Linked DNA regions of Homo sapiens: all the other regions are linked to region 1. The links are chromatin loops, found by intact Hi-C in ENCODE. Cell type or tissue: mammary epithelial cell. All regions are shown on one strand.

Evidence for each region. Hi-C counts contacts between places; a loop is a spot of excess contacts. Peaks named below come from ENCODE experiments on the same cell type or tissue, not always from the same donor. Only the 100,000 strongest peaks of a DNase experiment are listed, where the experiment ranks them.
Region 2: it touches region 1 in a loop (13-fold over the local background); 33 of 110 quality-filtered maps call a loop at or near these places.
Region 3: a loop joins it to region 1, with 9 times the contacts of the local background. A loop is called at or near these places in 102 of 110 quality-filtered maps.

What each region holds. Positions count from the first base shown.
Region 1 is chr19:44,583,599-44,591,598 of GRCh38, forward strand. No RefSeq gene overlaps it. Among named protein-coding and RNA genes, the nearest start is that of IGSF23, 26 kb to the right of the region's middle. RefSeq lists an enhancer at 5,853-6,352. In mammary epithelial cell, CTCF peaks have their summits at 2,327 (motif pointing left) and 4,830; DNase peaks (open chromatin) are centred at 2,393, 4,443 and 4,983; H3K27ac peaks cover 1,725 bases.
Region 2 is chr19:44,767,458-44,775,457 of GRCh38, forward strand. No RefSeq gene overlaps it. Among named protein-coding and RNA genes, the nearest start is that of CBLC, 6.4 kb to the right of the region's middle. In mammary epithelial cell, a CTCF peak has its summit at 3,384 (motif pointing left); DNase peaks (open chromatin) are centred at 3,284 and 6,934; H3K27ac peaks cover 2,913 bases.
Region 3 is chr19:44,654,172-44,662,171 of GRCh38, forward strand. PVR (PVR cell adhesion molecule) reads left to right here. Exons shown (of 8, transcript NM_006505.5): 5 at 3,591-3,739; 6 at 4,571-4,729; 7 at 7,121-7,152; 8 at 7,569-8,000. The coding sequence ends at 7,640. Among named protein-coding and RNA genes, the nearest start is that of MIR4531, 4.4 kb to the left of the region's middle. RefSeq lists an enhancer at 532-591 and a silencer at 2,367-2,567. In mammary epithelial cell, CTCF peaks have their summits at 444 (motif pointing right) and 3,250 (motif pointing left); a DNase peak (open chromatin) is centred at 420.

The DNA.
Region 1 (8,000 bases):
CCACCTTGGGATACGAATGTTTATATGTACATGGAGCAAAAAAAAAGTGAAATATTAATTATATCCAGCAACAGGAAAGAGAACTGTTATAAACACTGTTCAAGTATTTGGTGGCCATTCACTGGCACTGGCTTGTACCCCTGCTGAGCTTGGGGGACAAGGAGCCACAGTGCGGAGCTTTGGGCGTCCCAGTCCACACTTCTGCCTCTGCACTCTCTTATTCCCGTGTGTGTGTATCCCTCTGTTGTAACACCCTAGCTCTCAGCAAGTGACAGGAAAGAGTCTAAAAGGCAAAGTTAGGGACAGGACAGGACCCTGCACCTGTGTTAATCACACCCCTTCACCCTCCAACAGGGCAGAAGCAACTCTCAATGCTATACTGCCTGTCCTAGCTTTGGCTGCCGTTTTTTTTGTTTTGTTTTTGTTTTTGTTTTTGTTTTTGTTTTTTGAGGCGGAGTCTTGCTCTGTTGCCCAGGCTGGAGTGCAATGGCTCGATCTTGGCTCACTGCAACCTCTGCCTCCTGGGGTCAAGCAGTTCTCCTACCTCAGCCTCCCGAGTAGCTGGGACTACAGGCGCCTGCCACCATACCCAGCTAATTTTTGTATTTTTAGTAGAGATGGGGTTTCACCATGCTGGCCAGGCTGATCCCAAACTCCTGACCTCATGATCTGCCCACCTTGGCCTCCCAAAGTGCTGGGATTACAGGCATGAGCCACAGCGCCCAGGCTGACTGCTGTTTTTTAGGCTCCCTGTGGTGGTGGGGAGTGTAGGGGTTGGTCAGGTAATGCTAATGGAAAAGAAGGGCAGACCCCAAATCTCTCCCCACCCGTGGCACCAGTCTTTCTACAATGGGAATGCTCCCACCCACGACTTCACCCTCATCCAGAACCCAACCACCTTCTGTTGCCTCATTAGTCCTGCTTCCAGCTTCTGAGGCATCTCCAGGGCTAGTGCAGGGGAAAGAGCCAGCAGAAAGGCCTGGACTGCCGTGATGCATTTTACCTTGTTTGTAGACATGGACTGAAAAGCTGCAAGACCAGCAATTATAAATGAGAATACCAGCTAACCTGTGAGTGGTTACTCTGTACCAGGCACTTTGCTAGGCATGCCACATACATGATCTCCTTTAATAACATAACCCATGATAACCCATGATAGGCCAGGTGCGGTGGCTCATGGCTGTAATCCTAGCACTTTGGGAGGCTGAGGTGGGTGGATCACCTGAGGTCGGGAGTTCAAGACCAGCCTGGCCAACATGGCAAAACCCCATCTCTACTAAAAATACAAAAAATTAGCCAGGTGTGGTGGCAGGCACCTGTAATCCCAGCTACTCTGGAGGCTGAGGCAGGAGAATCGCTTGAACCCAGGAGGCGGAGGTTGCAGTGAGCCAAGATCACACCAGTGCACTCCAGCCTGGGTGACAGAGCAAGACTCTGTCTCAAAAAAAATAAAATAAAGTGAAGTAACATAACCCATGAAAAACCTATATCGTAATCTCTGTTTTACAAAAGAAGAAACAGATGCTCAGCGAGGTATAGTAATTTGCCAAATGTCACTCTGCTAGAAAATAGCTGAGCCAGAATTCAAACCCAGAGCTTGTACTTTGAAGCATTTCCAATTTGCTCTTTGAACCAATTTGGAGGCTTTCATTTCTGGAAGCCAGGCTGTTGACAGCTTTCACTTCTTATACTTTTTCCCACCTAGAAAGGTCTGGCTGGGTGCAGACCAAATATGATTCTGGTGTCAATTTGAACAGACTGAACTCAAGTCCACATGGACCCTTCAGGATGGTCCAACTGGGAGAAGCCCTGAGGGTCACACAGAAGGGCCTCTCCACCTTCAACAAGTCTCCTGAGGATGAGGGCAGTGCACTTACCACTCAGCAAAGCCACACATGCATCCTCATTAGAGGGGCACCCTCTCTGCTGGAGAACCGGCAAGTCTCAAAATTGGGGCTTAGTCCAGGAGGGTTCTTGCCTTTGCCCAGGAAAGAATTCAAGGGTGAGCTGGTGGCGTTAGACAGCAATCTTTTATTGCACAGTACTGCTCCTTGCAGAGCAGGGCTATCTCATAGGTAATGTGCTCAGAGCAGGCAAGGTAGGGACTGTTGCCAACTGTATTTATACCCACTTATACCAACTTTCACTTACATGCAAATTAAGGGGTAGGTCAATGCAAATCGAGAGGTGGGTCATTTAGAATTTTCTAGGAAAATGGTGGTAAATTCCGGGTGATTTCCACACATTTGTAAACTGTCATGGCTCTGGTGAGAATGTCTTGTGCTAATGCACAATGAGGGCAGCTAAGGATTGCTTTTGTTGCCATCTGCTGGTTCCTGCCAGTTTTTTCATTCTGTCCCTTCAGGACTGAGAAATAAGTCCTGCCAACCTATCTCCTACCTCATCTTTTCCTCAGCCCAGTCGGGGATGGTGGGTGACTAAGAACCAGACTGGTTGGAAAAACATGCTGTGATTTAAACCTGTAATCTCATTCTGGATTTTTATAGCAGACAAGCCAGTTGGACATGCCCAGTCTTTTTGCCATAAAACCCCAATGTGCAAGGGAGACCAGACCAACTCCATTCTAGCTGAGGAGCCCCTGGCTGGGCTGCCTCTGGTCCATATTTTGCATCTCCTTATATCAAGTCTGAGCATTGTCTTCCAACCCACGGAGTTCTTGAATGATGGAGCCCAGCCTCTTGATGGGTATTGGCACTCAAGCTGGGCTCCTGGGAACCCCACATGGCCGCACCCCTCTCCCATGATGGGGGAGAATCTCCTCCCTGGACCCTCCCTGTGGGGGCATCAGAATCTCTGGGGCAGCAACAGGGCTGGAAGAGAAGCCTGGACTTCTCCAGAAACTGTGTCTGTATGGCCAGCACATGTTTTCACTTCCCATGGGTATTTATATGAGTGAAGGGCAGATATAGAGTATTAAGAGAATAAGGATCCTAAAAGCCTCCTTGGAGTCACCAAGGTCCTCCACAGTCCCTACAACCTTTAACTCCTCAGCTCCCCTCACCCAGGGAAATTCCAGTCAAATAGACTGAACCACACAAGTGGCCAAATAATTTCAGGGAAGTTTAAACCCCTTTCAGATGCGCTAGTTGATCATATCTTGCCAGTTATCCTCAAGCTCCCCAAGCCTTCCAGCCACCTCCAATAACTTCATAGAAACCACTGGTTGCTAATGATCACGGAGTCCTGGACTCCTTTGAAAATGCATTGAAAGTTGTGTGATCCTGGACTGAAGCTTCAGGCCCTTCCTCAGAATATGCAGATGTATGCACAATGCTTCACACAATGTCAGGGATCCTTTCCAAGGAAATTTACACCCAGACATATCATCATCCAACTGTGGAAAATCAAACACAAAGAAAAATCTCGAAAGCATCCAGAGAAAACTAAACACATCACTTATACCAAAACAACAATTCAGATGATGGCAGATTTCTCATCAGGAACCATAGTGGCCAGAAGAAAGTGGCACTTTTTTTTTAAGTGAAAGCAAATTTATTAAGAAAGAAAAGGAATAGGCCAGGTGCAGTGGCTCATGCCTGTAATCCCAGCACTTTGGGAGGCCAAGGCAGTGGCTCACGCTTGTAATCCCAGCACTTTGGGAGGCCAAGGCTTGAGGCCAGGAGTTTGAGAGCAGCCTGGGTAACATGGGGAAACCTTGTCTCTACAAAAAATACAAAAATTAGCTGAGCATGGTGGTGCATGCCTGTAATCCCAGACACTTGGGAGGCTAAGGCATGAGAATCAGGAGGCAGAGGTTGCAGCGAGTCAAGATTTGCCACTGTACTCCAGCCTGGGCCACAGAGCAAGACTGTCTCAAAAAAGAAAGAAGAAAGAAAGAGAGGAAGAAAGGAAAAAAGAAAAGAAAGAAAGAAAGAGAGAAACGAAGAAAGAGAGAGAAAGAGAAAGAAAGAAAGAAAGAAAGAAAGAAAGAAAGAAAGAAAGAAAGAAAGAAAGGAAGGAAGGAAGGAAGGAAGGAAGGAGGGAAGGAAGGAGAGAGAGAGAAAGAAAGAAAAGAAAGAGAAAGAAGAAAGAGGAAGAGAGAGAGAGAGAAAGAAAGAAAGGAAGGAAGGAAGGAGGGAAGGAAGGAGAGAGAGAAAGAAAGAAAGAAAAGAAAGAAAGAGAAAGAAGAAAGAGAAAGAAAGAGAGAAAAGGAATAAAAGAATGGCTACTCTATAGGCAGAGCAATGGCATGGGCTGCTCAACTGAGTACACTTACAGTTACTTCTTGATTATATGCCAAACAAAGGGTGGATTATTCATGAATTTTCCTGGAAAGGGGTGGGCAATTCCTGGAACTGAGGGTTCCTCCCCTTTTTAGACCATATAAGGTAAGTGCTAGATGTTGCCATGGCATTTCTAAACTGTCATGGTGCTTGTGGGCATATCTTTTAGCATGCTAATGTATTATAATTAGCACATAAGGAGCAATGAGCATGACCAGAGGTCACTTTTGTCGCCATCTTGGTTTTGGTGGGTTTGGCTGGCTTCTTTACCACATCCTGTTTCATCAGCAAAGTCTTTATGACCTGTATCTTGGTGGCACATTTTTTAAGTGCTGAAAGGAAAACAACTGTCAACCCAGAATTCTGAATCAAGTGAAAGCATTCTTTAGGTTTAGGAGTGAAGGTGAACATTGAGGTTAGCTCGGTTTCACCTTGAATATGTCTTAAATCCCCTATGCATGCAGTGAATGTGGTTTTATACATAAAATGTTGTACAGCAGTAGCTGTATGCATACTTACAGTGTGTACAGAGATGCTCAGTACCCAACAGGACAAATCTGCAAAATACAGCTTCACCATTGAGCCATAGATGGAGCTGCTGCCTCAAATTAGAGCTGTATTTCCACCTGTTTCTATAGTTAAAATTTCATAAATTAAATGTGTGTATGATGCAAGTCTACTGCAATTCCTTTACTAGAGAGAAGTTGCAAGAACCAATGATCCCTGTTTCTTTATATTCATGCCCTCATCTAATTCCTTCCCCCTGAGTGTGGGCTGTACCTAGTGACTCATTTCTAATGAATGAAGTACAGCAGAAAGTGATGGCTGTCACTTCTCAGATTGGGTTACAAAATGGCTGTTGCTTCTATTTTCAACTTCTCTCTCACTCTGTCTTGAATCACTTTCTGAGGGGAAAGCTACCTGCCAGTAGCAAACACCATCTGAGTGAGCTTGGGAGCAGAACAATCACCCCATACCCTCATCCCAAGTTGAGCTTTTGAATGACACTGCAGCCCCCGTCCAGTAGCTTGATCGCATCAGAGGGAAAAGACCTGGCTAAGCTGAGCCCAGATTCTTGACTCAAAGAGACTATGAGATAACAAATGTTTTATTGTCTTAAGCCACTACATTTTGGAGTAATTAGTCATACATCAATAAATAACTAATGCAGGTGGCCTTCTGGGACACAGAGGAGGATGGAGAAGGTTGAATATCAGAGAGCAGATCTTGGGGACAAAAACACAGAGTCCTCATCACAGGTTATCATGCGAGCCCAGAAAACAAGCATCTAACATCTCATCAATAATATGTTCCCACACACCACCAATACTTTTACCAAAAAAAGTACTAATAGCTAATATTTCAGTTTGTATTTTCTAAAATTGACTCCATATGGCTTTCCTTTGGTGGAAAAGGAAAAAGAAAATTTGTCTCTGTCATTAACTTAATGTGATGTGTCAAATTTTATTTTATTTTATTTTATTTATTTTTTGGAGCAGGGTCTCACTCTGTCACCCAGGCTGGAGTGCAGTGGTGCAATCTCAGCTCACTGCAACTTCTGCCTCCTGGGTTCAAGCAATTCTCATGCCTCACCCTCCTGAGTAGCTGAGATTACAGGCACACACCACCATGCCCAGGTCATTTTTTTTGTATTTTCAGTAGAGACAGGGTTTTACCATGTTGGCCAGGCTCGTCTCAAACTCCTGACCTCAAATGATCCACCCACCTCAGCCTCCCAAAGTGCTGGGATTACAGGCATGAGCCACCACGCCTGGCCAATGTGTCAAATTTTAGATGAGGACACAGAGAACAGGACAGAGGACCTGAACTTTAATAATCATTCTCATATCAAATATGGAAACCACGTTGTTACGGTTTAAATGCTTGTCTCCTTCAAAATTCATGTTGAAACTTAATAGGCAATGTGGCAGTATAGAAAGGTGGGACCTTTAGGGGGCGATTGGGTCATGCAGGTTCTGCTCTGATGAATGGATTAATCCATTCATGGGTTAATGGGTTAATGAATTAATAGGTTATTATGAGAGTGGCATTAGTAGCCTATAAGAAGAGGAAGAGAGACCTGAGCTAGCATGGCCCCTTGTCATGTGATGCCCTGCACTCTATAGACTGCAGAGAGTCCACACCAGCAAGAAGGCTCTCACGAGATGTGGCCCCTTAACCTTGGACTTCTCAGCTTCCATGACTGTAAGAAATAAGTTCCTTTTCTTTATAAATTACACAGTTTCAGATATTATGTTATAAGCAACAATTAGAAAATCTTTAAATCCACCTGGGACCTGGAAGCCCCCTCTGCGGCTTCAAGATGTCCTGCCTTTCTGAGCTAAACCAATGTATACCTTACATGTATCAATTTATGTCTTTGCCTATAATTTCTGTCTCCCTAAAATGTATAAAACTAAGCTATAACCCAACCACCTGGGCACGTGTTCTCAAGACTTCCTGAGGCTGTGTCATGGATCATGATCCTTAACCATGGCAAAATAAAATTCTAAATTGATTGAGACCTGTCTTAGATACTTTTTGGTTTGCAGCTGCAACCAAATGTCAGCCAGAGTTGCTGTCTCATCTGAGGCTCAACTCGGGAAGGATCTGCTTGGAAACCAGGGCGTTGGTAAGGGAGTAGACCACCCTTCATATTGTCTTATGTCCAATTTCTCCCTCCAAAGAAAGAAGAAGTAAAAACTAAAAGGCAGAAATGAAATCCACAGGCAGACAGCCCGGCACCACACCCTGGGCCTGGTAGTTAAAGATCGACCCCTGACCTAACCAGTTATGTTATCTACAGATTCCAGACATTGTATGGAAAAGCATTGTGAAAATCCCTGTCCTGTTCTGTTCTGTTCTGATTACCGGTACATGCAGCCCCCAGTCACATACCCCCTGCTTACTCAATCGATCACAACTCTCTCACACGGACCTCCTTGGAGTTGTAAGCCCTTAAAAGGGACAGGAATTGCTCATTAGGGGAGCTCAGTTTTTGGAGACGTGAGTCTTGCCAAAGCTACTGGCTGAATAAAGCCCTTCCTTCTTTAAGTCAGTGTCTGAGGGGTTTTGTCTGTAGCTTGTTCTGCTACATTGGCAGCATTCAATTGCTAACTGGTTGTAGGACTGAGGATCTCCATTTCTTGCTGGATTTTGCCCACATGGGCCTCCCAACATGACCACTTGTTTCCTCAAAGCCAGCAAGGGAGAGAGTCTCCTGGAAAGATGACTCTATGTTACAGAATTGCCAGAGGTGTTCAGACCAGAGCAACTAACACAGGAGACAGAAATTATTTAGGCAGATAGTGAGGGCAAAAGAGCTCTCAGCAGAACTTCCCTTCTAACAAAAAGTAGCCCAAGAAATCATTTTTCCTAACAAAGAGCAGCCTGAAAAATCGGGCTGCAAACATAAATAAGGAAGCTAGAAGCTTGCATGGGGGAGAGCCAGCAGCTGCACCAATAGAAAAGGGCTACCTGGGAGGGGAACATCACATACTCGGACCTGTCAGGAGGTGGGGGGATGGCGGGGAGAGCATTAGGACAAATACCTAATGTATGCGGGGCTTAAAACCTAGATGACGGGTTGATAGGTACAGCAAATCACCATGGCACATGTATACCTATGTAACAAACCTGCATGTTCTGCACTGTCATGCACGTCCATGTGAAGTGACCACCAAACAGGCTTTGTGTGAGCAATAAAGCTTTTTAATCAGCTGGGTGCAGGCAGACTGAATCCAAAAAAGGAGTCAG
Region 2 (8,000 bases), 180 kb after region 1:
TGTGGTCCAAAATGGCTGCTCCAGCTCCCACCATCACATCCACATTCCAACCACTGGGAAGAAGAAACAAAAGTCAATCGCATGCCCCTACCTTTAAAGCTACAACCCAGAAGTCATACACATCATACACATCACATCCTATTTGGCCAGAATTTAGTCACATGACCACACCTATCACAACAGAGGCTGGGAAATGTGGTTTTATCTGGGCAGCATGTACCCAGCCAAAATTCAGGGGTTCTGCTACAAAAGGAAGAGGAGAGAATGGTTATTGAGGGGCCGCACATGTATCTGTCACAACCAGGGCTCTGCCACCAAATGACTAAATGACTCAAGGTGAAGTGACTTCACCACACTGAGCCTCAGTTTCCTCACCTGTAAGAAGGGAATCCCCCCGACCCCTTGGGGTTGATGGGTTGTTGGGCATTTAATGAGAGTGTGAGTGTCAGGCACTTAGCCCAGGACCTGGCCCATCATCAGTCTGGAGTGTGTTGGAAGTCCTCTTGTGCTTGTGGGTCTAGGCTGTGGGTGATGTGGCTTTTCGTGTATGAGAAACCGTCCCGGGGCTTGAGAGCTGAACCCAGCACTGAACTTTATAAGTAACTTCTCTAAAACAAGGGATCTGGCCTCTGTACACATGGAAATCCCCACTCAGCCTCCTAGACCTTGGGACTAGGCACATGTCCTTCCACAGTCTTCCCCCTTCCGCTGGAGAAAGGCAGACTCCAAAGATGGAGGAAGGGTCCTGCTTGGGGTCTCCAGCCTCCCAGCCTTCACAGAATTAAGCACTCATAGCCTGGCCAACATGGTGAAACCCCGTCTGTTCTAAAAATACAAAAATGTGCTGGATATGGTGGCACACATCTGTAGTCCCAGCTACTAGGGAGACTGAAGTGGGAGGATTGCTTGAACCTGGGAGGGGGAGGTTGCAGTGAGCCAAGATCGTGCCACTGCACTCCAGCCTGGGTGACAGAAAAATAATAATAATAATTCAATCACTCACCCCTCAACTTCCAAAGCTCCTCATGGGTGACAGTCCCAGCATTCCGGGGACAGCTCTAACGCCAGAAGTCATACCTTCAATGCATTTCTCGGGGCTCCACTCGCTTGTCCTCACCACATTGAGTAAACCCAGAAAGACAGAGGACATCTCTCCTAGATGCGTGTGTGAAATCTGCCAGATTCTAAATGCCTGGGACATTCCAAAAAGTGACTTTAAGAGCATTGGCCGGGCACAGTGGCTCACACCTGTAATCCCAACCCTTTGGGAGGCTGAGGTGGGAGGACAGACTGAGCCCTGGAGTTCAAGACCATCCTGGGCAACATGGGTAGACCCCGGCTCTAACCCCGAACATGGTGGCACGTGCCTGCAGTCCCAGATACTCAGAAGGCTGAGGTGGGAGGATCGCTTAAGCCCAGGAGGTTGAGGCTGCAGTGAGCTGTGACCATGCCACTGCACTCCAGCCTGAGTGACAGCGAGAGACTTTGCCTCAAACACACACACACAGAGTCAGGGGACGGTGGCTTACACCTGTAATCCCAGCACTTTGGGAGGCCAAGGTGAGTGGATTGGCCAGGAGTTCAAGACCAGCCTGGGCAACATGGCAAAATCCCATCTCTACAAAAATTAGCCAGGTATGGTGGCACCCACCAACTTGAGAGGCTGAGGTAGAAGGATTGCTTGAACCCAGAGGCAGAGGTTGCAGTGAGCTGTGATTCAGCCACTGCACTCCAGCCTGGGCGACAGAGGGAGACTGTCTCAAAAAACAAAAAGAAAAAAAAAGAGTGTGAGAGGTAAACAGAACACATCTTTTCTTTTTTTCATTGTTTGTTTGTTTTTTGAGACGGAGTCTCGCTCTGTCGCCCAGGCTGGAGTGCAGTGGCGTGATCTCAGCTCACTGCAAGCTCCGCCTCCTGGGTTCATGCCATTCCCCTGCCTCAGCCTCCCAAGTAGCTGGGACTACAGGCGCCCGCCACCACGCCCGGATAATTTTTTATATTTTTAGTAGAGATGGGGTTTCACCGTGTTAGCCAGGATGGTCTCGATCTCCTGACTTCATGATCCGCCCGCCTCGGCCTCCCAAAGTGCTGGGATTATAGGCATGAGCCACCGCGCAGCCGAACACATCTGTTCTTTAAGTGTGTTTTCAGACCTTCACATAAGCCAGACTTTTACTTTATAGAAAGGGAAACTGTGGCCCAGGGATGGAAGAGACTGACTTGGTGAATCGATAGGTCTGGGATTCCATGATTCACCATAACCAACCGACCAAATCTGTCAGCATTCTTGGGACAACCAGCATCGTGTGCCTCCTGATATCATGTACAGAGAAGGACACAGCATCACTTCTGTAACACTCCTGCCACCAGAATCTAATCACAAGGAAACATCACACAAACCCAAATCAAGGAGACCTTCTCCAAAAGAACTAGCCTATAATCTTCAAAAATGTCAATTCCATGAAAAACAAAGAAAGGCCAAGGAACCGTACCAGACTGAAGGAAACCGAAGAGATGAAAACTTTTTGCTATGACAGATAGTTTGGGGACAGCTGGCAATTTGCATACAGGCTGCACTGTTGGATACTACTGTCACTGAGAAATGTACACTGCTCCTCTGTACTGTGGTGGTGTAAGAGAACGTCCTTACACTTGGAAATGCAACTGAAGCATTTAGAGGCAAAGGGACGTAATGTCTGAAACTATTCTTGCAACTTCTCTGTAACTTTAAAATAATTTCAAAAGAAAAACAAATGATTTCAAAGTAAAAGTCATGGTTTAAGAGTCTGTGATTTTGGCCAGGCGCGGTGGCTCTCGCCTGTAATCCCAGCACTTTGGGAGGCCGAGGCGGGCAGATCACTTGAAGTCAGGAGTTCGAGACCAGCCTGGCCAACATGGTGAAACTCCGTCTCTACTAAAAATACAAAAAATTAGCCAGGTGTGGTGAGATGCGCCTGTAATACCAGCTACTCGGGAGCGTGAGGCACGAGAATCGCTTGAACCCGGGAGGCGGAGGTTGCAGTGACTAGAGTTCGCGCTACTGCACTCCAGCCTGGGCGACAGAGCGAGACTCAGTCTCAAAAAAAAAAAAAAAGAAAAGAAAAGTCTATGGTTTAAGGTTCTGTGTTTCCGAGTATCTCTAAGTCTGTGCATGCATTTGTGGTCAGAGTCTGGGGAGCTGGGGGCGTGAATGGGCTGCTTCAGACACTGCTTTGAGGGTGTGACCAGGACCTGAGGGTGTGGTTAAGGTGTAGGGGTGGGGCTAGGCCCTTGGGGGTGGGACCACAGTCCCAGAGGCGTGGCCAGGGCCTCGAAGGTATGGCCATAGTTTGAGGCGTGGCCGAGAAACTCCGTTCCCAAGGGAGGTGGTAACTCTGTGCTCAGAGCGCCCTCTTGTGGCTATCCTCAGGTCTCCACTTTTTATTCAATAGCTTTATTTCGTTTTATTTTTTTCAACTTTCATTTTAGATTCAGGGAGTACATGTGCAGGCTTGTTACCTGGGTATATTGCATGATGCTGAGGTTTGGGGTACGACTGATCCCGTCACCCAGGTACTGAGCATAGTACCCAACAGTTTTTCAACCCTTGCCCCCTCCCTTCTTCCCTCCCCACTTTAGCAGTCCCCAGTTTCTATTGTTGCCATCTTTATGTCCCTGAGTACTCAACGTTTAGCTCCCACTTACAAGTAAGAATGAGCGGTATTTGGCTTTTTCATCCAGCCTAACTGTTTTATTGAGATATAATGTGTATACCATACAATTTACCTCTTTAAAGTGTACAATTCTGGCCGGGCGCAGTGGCTCATGCCTGTAATCCCACCACTTTGGGAGGCCGAGGTGGGAGAATTACTTGAACTCAGGAGTTCAAGACCAGCCTGGGCAACACAGAGAGACCTCGTCTCTATAAAAATAAAAATAAAATTTTAAAAAGTGTACAATTCAGTGACTTTAGTATATTCACAAAATAGTGCAATTATCACCAGACTTTTTTTTTTTTTTTTTTTTTTGAGATGGAGTCTAGCTCTGTCGCCCAGGCTGGAGTGCAATGGTTCAGTCTCAGCTCACTGCAACCTCTGCCTCCCAGGTTCATGCCATTCTCCTGTCTCAGCCTCCCGAGTAGCTAGGATTACAGGTGCATGCCGCCATGCCCGGCTAATTTTTTATACTTTAGTAGAGACAGGGTTTCACTGTGTTGCCCAGGCTAGTCTCGAACTCCTGAGCTCAAGCAATCCACCTGCCTCAGCATCCCAAAGTGCTGGGATTACAGGCGTGAGCCACCATGCCTGCCTCACCAGATTCTATTTTAAAACAGTTGTTCACCCCAAAAAGAAACCTCATACCCATTAGTAGTCACTCCCTATTTCCCCTCAACACCCTTCCAGCTCTAGACAACCCATAACATACTCTCCCTTTTTTGTATTTTTGGACATAACATAGTTGTACATATTGTGGGGGTACATGTGATGTTTTGATACATGTATACAATGTGCAATGATGAAATCAGGGTAACTGGGATATCCATCACCTCGTTTATCTTTTCTTTGTGTTTAGAACATCACAATTATTCTCTTGTAGCTTTTTTTTTTTTTTTTTTTTTTTTTTGAGATGGAGTCTCGCACCGTCGCCCAGGCTGGAGTGCAGTGGCGCGATCTCAGCTCAATGCAAGCTCCGCCTCCCGAGTTCACGCCATTCTCTGCCTCAGCCTCCAGACTAGCTGGGACTACAGGCGCCCGCCACCAGGCCCGGCTAATTTTTTGTATATTTAGTAGAGACGTGGGTAACACGGTAAGACGTAGTAACACGGGGTTTCACCGTGTTAGCCAGGATGGTCTTGTTCTCCTGACCTCGTGATCCACCCGCCTCTGCCTCCCAAAGTGCTGGGATTACAGGCGTGAGCTACTGCGGCCGGCCCCCCCACCTTTTTTTTTTTTTTTGAGATGGAATCTTGCTCTGTCACCCAAGTTGGAGTGCAACGGCACTATCTCAGCTCACTGAAACCTCCACCTCCCGGGATCAAGAGATTCTCCTGCCTTAGCCTCCCGAGTAGCTGGGATTACAGGCGCATCTCACTGCGGCTGGCTAATTTTTGTTTTTTAGTAGAGAGGGGGTTTTACCATGTTGCCCAGGCTGGTCTCGAACTCCTGACCTCAGGTGATCTGCCTGCCCTGGCCTCCCAAAGTGCTGGGATTACAGCTGTGATCTGCCCAGGCTGGCCAGTGACTGGCTTCTTTCACTTAGCATTATGTTTTTTTTGAGATACTTCATTCCTATTAGCAGGGAGTGACATGCACCTGTGGTCCCAGCTACTCAGGAGGCTGAGGCAGGAGGATTGCTTGAGCCCGGAAGATCGAAGATGCAGTGAGCTGAGATTGTGCCACTGCGCTCCACTCTGGGAGACAGCACAAGACCCTATCTCAAAACAAACAAACAAACAAAAAATCATTCCTTTTAATGGCCAAAGAATTTTCCGTTGTATGAGCAGACCACATTTTGATTATCCATTCTTCAACTGATGGACATTTAGGTTGTTTCCACAAGTCTTTGGGTAGATATATGCTTCCAATTCTCTGGGATATATATATACGTAGGAATGCTCTAGCCCTGTGTTTAACATTTTGGGGAGCTGCCAAACTGTTTTCCAAAGCAGCTGCACCATTTTACATTCCCACCAACAGCGTAGAGGGTTCCAATTATTTCTCCATATCCTTGCCAACACTTGTGATTGTCTGTCTTGTTTATGACAGTCATCGTAGTGGGTGTGAAGCAGCATTCACTGTGGTTTTGATGTTCATTTCCTTAGTGGATCACATTGTGGAGCATCTTTTCATGTCATTCACTTCATTTGTATCCACTTTGAGTCAAATCTGGAAAAAGAGTTATTATAGTTGCAAAGTGGATACAAAAAAACCTGTCAAATCTAGGAAAAGAGTTCATATAGTTGCAGATTTTTTTTCTTTTTTAGACAAGATCTCACTGGGTCATCCAGGCTGGAGTACAGCAACACAATCATAGCTCACTGAAGCCTCAAACTCCTGGGCTCCAGCAATCCTCCCACCTCAGCCTCCCGAGTAGCTGGGACCACAGGCAGCATCCCAGCATGCCCAGTTTTTTTTTGTTGTTGTTGTTCTTTGTTTTTGTCTTTTTCAGACGGAGTCTCGCGCTGTCGCCCAGGCTGGAGTGCAGTGGCATGATCTTGGCTCACTGCAGCCTCCGACTCCTGGGTTCAAGCGATTCTCCTGCCTCAGCTTCCTGAGTAGCTACGATTACAGGTGCGTGCCACCATACCCAGCTAAGTTTTGTATTTTTCATAGAGATGGGGTTTCACCATGTTGGTCAGGCTGGTCTCGAACTCCTGAGCTCATGATCCGCCTGCCTTGGCCTCCCAAAGTGCTGGGATTACATGCGTGAGCCACTGCACCCAACCATTTTTGGTTTTTTGGTTTTGCTTTGTTTTGTTTTTGTTTTTGTTTGTAGAGACAGGGCCTTGCTATGTTGCCAGGTTGGTCTCAAACTCCTGGCTTCAACCGATCCTCCCACATCAGCCTCCCAAAGTGACAGGATTACAGGCGTGAGCACCACCCCTCTTCCAGCTTGTGGTGTTCACTGGTAATCTTTGGTGTTGTTTGGCTTATAGATGCATCACTCCAATCTCTCTGCCGCCATCGTCATATGTTGTGTGTGTGTGTGTGTGTGTGTGTGTGTGTGTGTGCACCTGTAACTGTATCCAAATTTCCTTTTCATAAGGATATCAGTCAGATTTAGGACCCACCCTAATCCAGTAGAAACTTATCCTGATCTGATTACATTTGCAAAGACCTTATTTCCATATAGGGTCACATTCATAAATTCCAGTGAACATGAACTTGGTGGGGAGGGGAATGATTCAACCCAGGCCACTCATTATTATGTGTTTATGACACACACTGTTGGTATTTGTGTCCAGTTCATTCACCTTAATTGCTGCGCAAGAGTTTATTGTGAGAGTACACCACAATTTATGTCAGGCTGCTGGTGGTGAACACCCACCTTGTTGCCAATTTCCTCCACTTCCAACAAGAATGCAATTAACATCCCTGAACATGTCTCTTGGAGTTTCTTAGGGCAGTATCTTTCAAACGGCCAAACAAGATCCATTAGTGGGTTGTGAAATCAATTTAGTGGGTTATAAACAATTTTTCCTTTAATGAAATGGAATTAAATAGAAGCTATTAGAGTGCATGCTCATAGTCGGAGTGAGAGCTCTTCTGTGAAACTTTTGCTTCAGGTGTCTATAGCTGTATTAATGTCCAGCAAAAGTGTTTACAAGCCACAGCTCTGAAAGAGGTAACTGGACAAATGACCTGTCCATTTGTCCAAAGGTCTCGTGGATGCTGCCAAATTGCTCTGCAATGTAGTTTGTCCATTTGCACTCAGAGCAGCTCCTTGCCAATACTTGCCAGTCAACACTTTGAACTTTTTCAGGCTAATGGGTTTTCATCCTGTTTTGTTTTTTGTTTTGTTTTGTTTTGTTTTGTTTTGTTTTTTGAGACAGTCTCGCTCTGTCGCCCAGGCTGTAGTGCAGCAGCATGATCTCAGCTCACTGCAACCTCTTCCCCCCGCCGGGTTCAAGCGATTCTCCTACCTCTGCCTCACAAGTAACTGGGATTACAGGCACACCACTATGCCCAGCTAATTTTTGTATTATTTTAATTATTTATTTATTTATTTTTATTTATTTATTTTTGAGATGGAGTCTCACTCTGTCACCCAGGCTGGAGTGCAGTGCTGCAGTGTTGGCTCACTGCAACCTCTGCCTCCTGGATTCAAGCGATTCTCCCGCCTCAGCCTCCTGAGTAGCTGGGACTGCAGGCACGCAACACCATGCCCAGCTAATTTTTGTATTTTGAGAAAGGGGGTTTTGCCATGTTGGCCAGGCTAGTCTCCAACTTCTAACCTCAAGTGATCCACCCACCTCAGCCTCCAAAAGTGCTGGGATTACAGGCATGAGCAACTGTGCCCAG
Region 3 (8,000 bases), 71 kb after region 1:
CCTGGGTCTGAGGGAAGAGGGGCTGGGGGTCTGGACCCCTGGGACTGAGAGAGGAGGGGCTGGGCCTGGACCCCTGGGTCTGAGGGAGGAGGGGCTGGGGGGTCTGGACCCCTGGGTCTGAGGGAGGAGAAGCTGGGAGCCTGGACCCCTGGGTCTGAGGCAGGACAGACTGGGGCCTGGACTCCTGGTCTAAGAGAGGAGGGAGATTCAGAAAAGAGAAAAAGAGGAGGTTGACTTCGGGCCCCCAGTGGGGGGCATCTCTGTTTTGACATCTCTGTTTTGCGGTTGAGGCGTTTAGCAGGTGGTTGAATCCTGGCTGGTGGATGCACCTGCTTTTTGGGGTGTGCCTGCTCTGTGCCCGGTACTTCCCCCGAATCCCATGTGACCCCATGCTGTGCACAGTCAGCAGCTGTTGCCCTGCCCAGGTTAAAGACCAGCCACGAGAGGGCAGAAGCGGCCCTTGAATCAGCGCTCGGCTCCAAAGCTGGTCCTCCGCCTCTTGGCCAAGCTTGTCTAACCTGCAGGCCACATCATTTGTAAACTTTCTTAAAACATTATGAGACTTTTTTTTTGCGAATTTTTTTAGCTCATTAGCTATTGTTAGTGTTAGTGTATTTTATGTATGGCCCAGGACAGTTCTTCTTCTTCCAATGTGGCCCGGGGAAGCCAAAAGATTGGACACCCCCACTCTAGACTGTAACCACCTCACCGTCACCTTGTGTAACCTACTTGGTTATCTCTGGATGGAGCAAGTACTATATATCCCCATTGTCTAGATGAGAAAGTTGAGGCTCACAGCAATAAGATTTCCCCAGATTCACACTGAGGCTGAGATCAAGAGCAAGGTAAGAAAAAGGCAAAGAGATAATACATAATTTTATAATACATAATTTTACATAAATTACATAATTTTACTGAACCGCCCTTTTTTTTTAAAGAAGGGGCTCTGTTGCCGAGGCTGGAGTGCAGTGGCGTGATCATAGCTCACTGCAGCCTGGACCTCCCTGGGCTCAGGTGATCCTCCCACCTCAGCCTCCTGAGTAGCTGGGACTACAGGCACACGCCACCACACTCAGCTAATTTTGTTGTATTTTTTTTGCAGAGACAGGGTTTTGCCACATTGCCCAGGCTGGTCTGCAACTCCTGGGCTCAAGCAATCAACCCACCTCAGCCTCCTAAAGTGCTGGGATTACAGGCGTGAGCCACCTCGCCCAGCCTTAGGTCTTTTTCCTTATTACAAAAATAACTTGTGTCCACTGTAGAAATATCAAACAATTTAGTTATGAGCAAAAAGAAGAAAGTAGTGCCTATAGTTCAAGTGTACCCAGCCACCTCCAGAAATACCCAGTGACCCCTTATTATACATCCTGTCTTTTTTCTCTCTGTTTCTAAACAAAGACTGGAATTATGCTGTACATATAATTTTGAACCTTTTCGTCTGTCTTGTGAATACCTTTCCATGTCAAAGCACATAGATCCACAACTCCATTTTCCCCCACGTTGTATTAGGAAGACTGTCAAACATACAGAAAAATCATAGGAATTTTCCAGTGAACACTTAAGATTCCACCACGTGGATTCCCCTGCTAACATTTTACTGTGCTTGCTTTATCACGTTTCTGTGATTCCTTCAGTCCCTCTATTCATCCATCAATCATATTATGCATTTCAGAGCACCCCCAGCTCTCCTGCTTTTTTTTTTTTTTTTTTTTTTTTGAGGCAGGGCCTCACTCTGTTGCTCAGGCTGTAGTGCCGTGGCACAATCACAGCTCACTGCAGCCTTGAATTCCTGGGCTCAAGCGATCCTCCAGCTTCAGCCTCCCAGATAGCTGGGACTACAGGCACACACCACCACGCCTGGCTAACCTGGCCCCTTTTTTAGTGTTGCTGGGATTCCACCACTTTAAAAAAAAAATTCAAAGAATAGAGACAGGATCTCACTATGTTGCCCAGGCTGGTCTTGAACTCCTGTACTCAAGCAGTCATCTCACCTGGGCCTCCCAAAGGGCAGGGAAGGGATTCCAACATATGTGGATGTCATCAGTTATTTAACCAGTCCCTAGTAGAGGACACAGATGTCATTTTCCATTTTCAACTCTGCAAATGCCATGGTGGTGTCCATCCCCACTGGTCACTTGTCAGCAGTTGTCCGTGGAAGGAATTGCCGGTCAAAGGTTTTCAACTGGTGTGATGGTGCCTTTACTGTCCTGCCTCAAAGCACCGCAATTCAGGCTCTTGAGCCAGATAGCTGCGTTTGCATCCCAGCTCTGCGGAGCACCCAAAGCCTGATGCTTCCATCTCCTCCACCTCTGTTCATTAAACCAGTGTTCCTTGACTACTTACTGTGTGCCGGGTGCAATTAACCAACATACGTTGGTCGATAAAACAGACCAAATTTCCTCCCCATATAGAGCTTCCATTCTAGTGGTGAAAGAAACAAGAAGCAAGATAAAGTGTGTAGTGTGTGTGCAATGGTGATAAATACCATGGAGAAGACAAAGCAGAGAAGGGAATGGGACTGGGCGCCATGACTCATACCTGTAATCCCAGCACTTTGGGAGGCAGAGATGGGAGGATCACTTGAGGCTAGGAGTTCAAGACCAGCCTGGCCAACATGGCGAAACCCCATCTCTACCAAAAAAGATACAAAAATTGGCCGGGTGTGGTGGCATGCACCTGTAGTCCCAGCTACTCAGGAGGCTGAGGTGGGAAGATTCCATGCACCCAGGAGGTGGAGGTTGCAGTGAGTCAAGATGGTGCCACTGCACTCCAGCCTGGGTGACAGAGTGAGACGCTGTCTCAAAAAAATAATAATTAAATAAATTAAAGAGAAGGGGATGGGAAGGGTGATCATCACAGTTGAAATAGGGTGGCCAAGTGAGGTGTTACTAAGGTGACATCCCAGCAGAGGCCTGAAGGAGATGAGGGTGAGCTCTGCGGGTGCCTAGGGGGAAAGCATTCCAGCAGAGGGAACAGCATGGGCAAACCCATTTCTATCCATCAGTCCCTGCATAAGCAAACACCCTGGACACCTAACTGGAGAGTTTGAGGACCAACAAAGAGGCCACTGTGGATGCAGAGGCGGGAGCAAAGGGGAGAGTAATGGAAAACGTGGGCAGAGGTAGCAGGGGCCAGATCACGTGGGGCCTGTGACACCAGAAGACTTCGGTTTAACTCTGAGCCAGGCTAGGCCCCCAGAGGGTACTGAGCTGAGGTATGGGAACTGACTTAGGGTTCACAGGCGACCTCTGGTGGCCATGTGGGGAACAGACGAGGGGGCGAGGGCAGAAACGGAGCCCAGCGTGGAGGCGGCTGCTGGGGGCCGGGATGCACAGCGCCAGAGCAGGGAGGTACCGTGGAAGCCCTGAGGAGAGGTGGGATTCTGGATGGATCTTAAGGCGGGGCCGACATGATTGGCTAATGGGTTGGGTGTGGGCATGAGAGGAAGGGAAGAGTTGGGGGGCCTCCAGAGTTGCTCTCCGCTTATGCTATAGAGGGCGTGAGGGTTTCTGGGCACGTAGTGCGTGCTCAATCACTGTCACTCCGGACCTGCAGCAGAGGCCACCTCCTCACCTTTCTGTCTCTCCCAGGACCATGGGTCCCCTGCCACCCTTTGCTGTGGCCCAGGGCGCCCAGCTCCTGATCCGTCCTGTGGACAAACCAATCAACACAACTTTAATCTGCAACGTCACCAATGCCCTAGGAGCTCGCCAGGCAGAACTGACCGTCCAGGTCAAAGGTGAGGAACTCCCTGGGTGGGAAGAACAGGGACCAAAGGAAGAGGTCGAGGCAGGGTTCCCTGTCTAATGCTCTCTGGCTCCCATCCTTCTCCTAAGCCTTCTCACAAAAGGACCAGTGGGGCCAGCTTTACTCCCCTGTTAACTCCATACCTATATCACTGGTACCGTTGTTCAGCTGCCTGGATACACTCCCTCCACACACACAGGTTGGGATAGATGTGGAATCCCTCTCTCTCAGGGACTCAGGCCTTTCCAAATATATTAGGCAGACCTCTATCAATTGCAATTGACAGAAACACAAAGTAGTCTAAGCAAAAAAAACCAAACAAAACAGGACTTTATTGAAAATTCACCTTCAGGTATGGTTAGATCCAGGGGCTCCAACCTTGTAACCCAGGAACTTTTATTTTATACATCTCTTGTCTCTGCTTTTCGTTATACTGGCTTTATTCTCAGGCAGGCTCTGAAGCAAGATGGCCCTCGGCAGGGACAGGCTCACATTCTACCAGAATGGCAACAGCAGGAGAAAAAACATACCACTTTCAGTAACTGTAGCCATAGTCCCAGGGCTGGCTCTCATTGGCCCAGCTTAGGCCACAGCCCACCTATGAACCAATCATAGCAGCCAGGGAGAATGGAATATTCTGATTGGCCAGGCCTGTGTCAAAGTCCCATTCTGGGCACCAGAGGGTGGGATCCATTCCACCTGAATTAAATAGACTGAGGCAGTGGAGTGGTGGCTCCCTAAGGAAATTCAAGATGCCATTTCAAGAATGAGGGATAAACCCCAAGAGTTTCCTTACCTAAATACCTGTTTCCTTCTCTTTCAGAGGGACCTCCCAGTGAGCACTCAGGCATGTCCCGTAACGCCATCATCTTCCTGGTTCTGGGAATCCTGGTTTTTCTGATCCTGCTGGGGATCGGGATTTATTTCTATTGGTCCAAATGTTCCCGTGAGGTCCTTTGGCACTGTCATCTGTGTCCCTCGAGTGAGCATCACCAGAGCTGCCGTAATTGAGCACCTACTACGGGCTCTGTGCTGAGTCCTTCCAGTGTGCCTCTCACTGAATCCTCACCCCACTGCCATGAGGTTTCCCCCATTTGACTGATGAGGGTGCAGAGCCAGGGAGCCTTGTTCACTGGTTCATTGATTACATTTACAAATATTATTTACAGAGTGGGAGAAGAGCGTATAGGGTCTTAATGCCATGGTAGGGACTTTGGAATTTAATTCAGGTGATGTGGGAGTCCCTGCCAGATGGATGGAGGGTGAAATAATGCTTAAGCCCTCAGCCTTACTCCATCTGCCTTGTTCAGGAGTGACTCCTAGGAGGAGGTGGCAGGAACTGGCACCTCTGATCCTCAGCTCTAAAAGGGTCTGATGCTTTCACACCTCAAGAGATTTGCACAGGCCGTTCCCCTGCCTGGAGCACCCTCCCATGGCTCCTTCTGGAGAAGTGTGCCAGCTCATTCTGTAATCAGAGGAACGATGCTTTGCTGAGCACTGTCTACATGCCACTTTGTATGTATAACCCCCTCGATTTTAATTTTTAATTTTTTTTATTATTTATGTATTTATTTATTTATTTTTGAGACAGGCTCTCACTGTCGCCCAGGCTGGAGTGCAGTGGTGCGATCTCGGCTCACTGTAGCCTTCACCTCCCAGGTTCAAGCGATTCTCATGCCTCAGCCTCCCAAGGAGCGGGGATTACAGGCACGCACTACTATGCCCAGCAATTTTTGTATTTTTAGGAGAGACAGCGTTTCGCCATGTTGGCCAGGCTGGTCTCAAACCCCTGGTCTCCTGTGATCCACCCGCCTCAGCCTCCCAAAGTGCTGGGATTACAGGCATGAGCCACCACACCTGGCCTGTACAATCTCCTTGAATGCCCACAACCACCCAGCAAAGTGGTTCTCCCGTGAGCCCCATGTTACAGAGGAGGAAGTATTTGCTTTGAGAGATGAAGTTACCTGCCAATGGTCAAACAGCTGGACATGGTTGTTGGGGAGAAGAAGCCAGATCTTTGACTACCAAGCTTTTCCTTCAACCACTAAACAAAGCTGCTCCCTTACAACCCAGGCGGATACTGCCTCGTCCAGGAAGCCCTCCCTGACCCCCAAGCATGAGCCAAGCATCCACTAGGCTCTCCCACTCCAGCCTTGCCCATTCTGGGTCATCACCGTGGGGGACTTGTTTGTCATCCCCAGTGGACTGTGAGCCCCAAGATAGCAGACCTGAGGCTGTCACTGTCATGACTGTGTCCCCAGGACCGCCTACCACTGGGCCGGGCATAAAAGAGGCACTCGAGGAAGTGTTTGCTGAGTGATTCAATGTGTCAGCTCCAGAGCCAGACTGCCTGTATCTGGGCCCTAAAGCTACTGCTTGATTAGTGATGTCACCATAGGCAAATAGCTTAAGCTGTATGACTCAGTTTCCTCATCTGTAAAATGGGGTGATGGTACCTAATAATACAGTAGAGCACTTAACACAGTAGGTGGCACATGGTAAGCCACATACTGAGTATGTATTTGCTATGATTGTTATTGCTATTATTACTATTATTGTTATTATTAACATAAACTGCACAAGAGCAGGCTTTTTGTTTGTTTGTTTGTGTTTTGTTTTGAGACAAGATCTTGCTCTGTTGCCCAGACTGGAGTAGTGCAGTGATGTGATCTTGGCTCACTGCAGCCTCAACCTCCCAGGCTCAGGTGATTCTCCCACCTCAGCCTCTCGAGTAGCTGGGATTATAGGCGTGCACTCCCACGCCTGGCTAATTTTTTATATTTTTAGTAGAGATGGAGTTTCGTTGTGTTGCCCAAGCTGGTCTCAAACTCCTAGACTCCAGCAATCCGCCCACCTCAGCCTCCCAGAGTGCTGGAATTATAGGTGTGAGCCACCACGCCTGGCCAAGAGCAGGCATTTTTATCTGTTTTGTTCACAGCTGTGTCCCCAGCACCTAGAATGTACCTGGCACAAAGTAGACATTCACCATTTGCTGAATAATACTACTATTTGCTAAATAAACCCCTGTTGAATAGTCTAGGAAACTGAACACAGAGAGGTTAAGTCACTTGTCCAAGTTCACACAGCTCCTAAAGGACAGAGATGGAATTTGAACCCATCCATCTGGTTCCAGAGCCAGGCTCGATATTTATGGATATTTCATAACCAAGTGAATAACTGGATGGCTAAATCCTTAGAAAGCACACCCTCCATCCCTGTCTGACACACGTGTATACCATTAAGGGAAATGGCACCCCCATGTAATAGCAGAGGCAGAACTTGACATTTTCAGGGCCCTGACACCCAGGCATGTCTTCTTCCCATGCTTCCCAGCATTATTCCTTCCTGACGACTTCCCCTCCTATTTCCCCAGGTACAGAGCATGCCAGCGCCTCAGCTAATGGGGTAAGTGCAGTGTTGGAGCTAAGGAGGGTGTGGGGTCTGCACGAACTACAGACCAGACGTCTTCAGATGCCCACGGCCCGGCCTCAGGAGCCTGGGTCTTTTCTCCTGGTGCCTCGAGCAGCATTTCCCAACCCTTCCTGCTGGGCGGAATCCCCTGTAGAGTTTGCTAAGACGCAGCCCCAGACAGTCTGGTCTGTGATGGGGCCAGGGAATCTGCATTTTAATATCCGCTCTCTCCCCCCTGCCCCACGCCCCTTCAATTCCACCCATGGCCACACCTTGAGAAGCACTGCCCTGGCTTCCAGGGAGAGAGGAGGGGACGGGCCTGCAGTTCTTTGCACATGGGGCTTCAGTGGGAAGATGTTTGATTTTGTTCAAAAGAGCCCCAAGGCTAAAATTTGAAAACCCTCTTCTAGCATGTCTCCTATTCAGCTGTGAGCAGAGAGAACAGCTCTTCCCAGGATCCACAGACAGAGGGCACAAGGTGACAGCGTCGGGACTGAGAGGGGAGAGAGACTGGAGCTGGCAAGGACGTGGGCCTCCAGAGTTGGACCCGACCCCAATGGATGAAGACCCCCTCCAAAGAGACCAGCCTCCCTCCCTGTGCCAGACCTCAAAACGACGGGGGCAGGTGCAAGTTCATAGGTCTCCAAGACCACCCTCCTTTCATTTGCTAGAAGGACTCACTAGACTCAGGAAAGCTGTTAGGCTCACAGTTACAGTTTATTACAGTAAAAGGACAGAGATTAAGATCAGCAAAGGGAGGAGGTGCACAGCACACGTTCCACGACAGATGAGGCGACGGCTTCCATCTGCCCTCTCCCAGTGGAGCCATATAGGCAGCACCT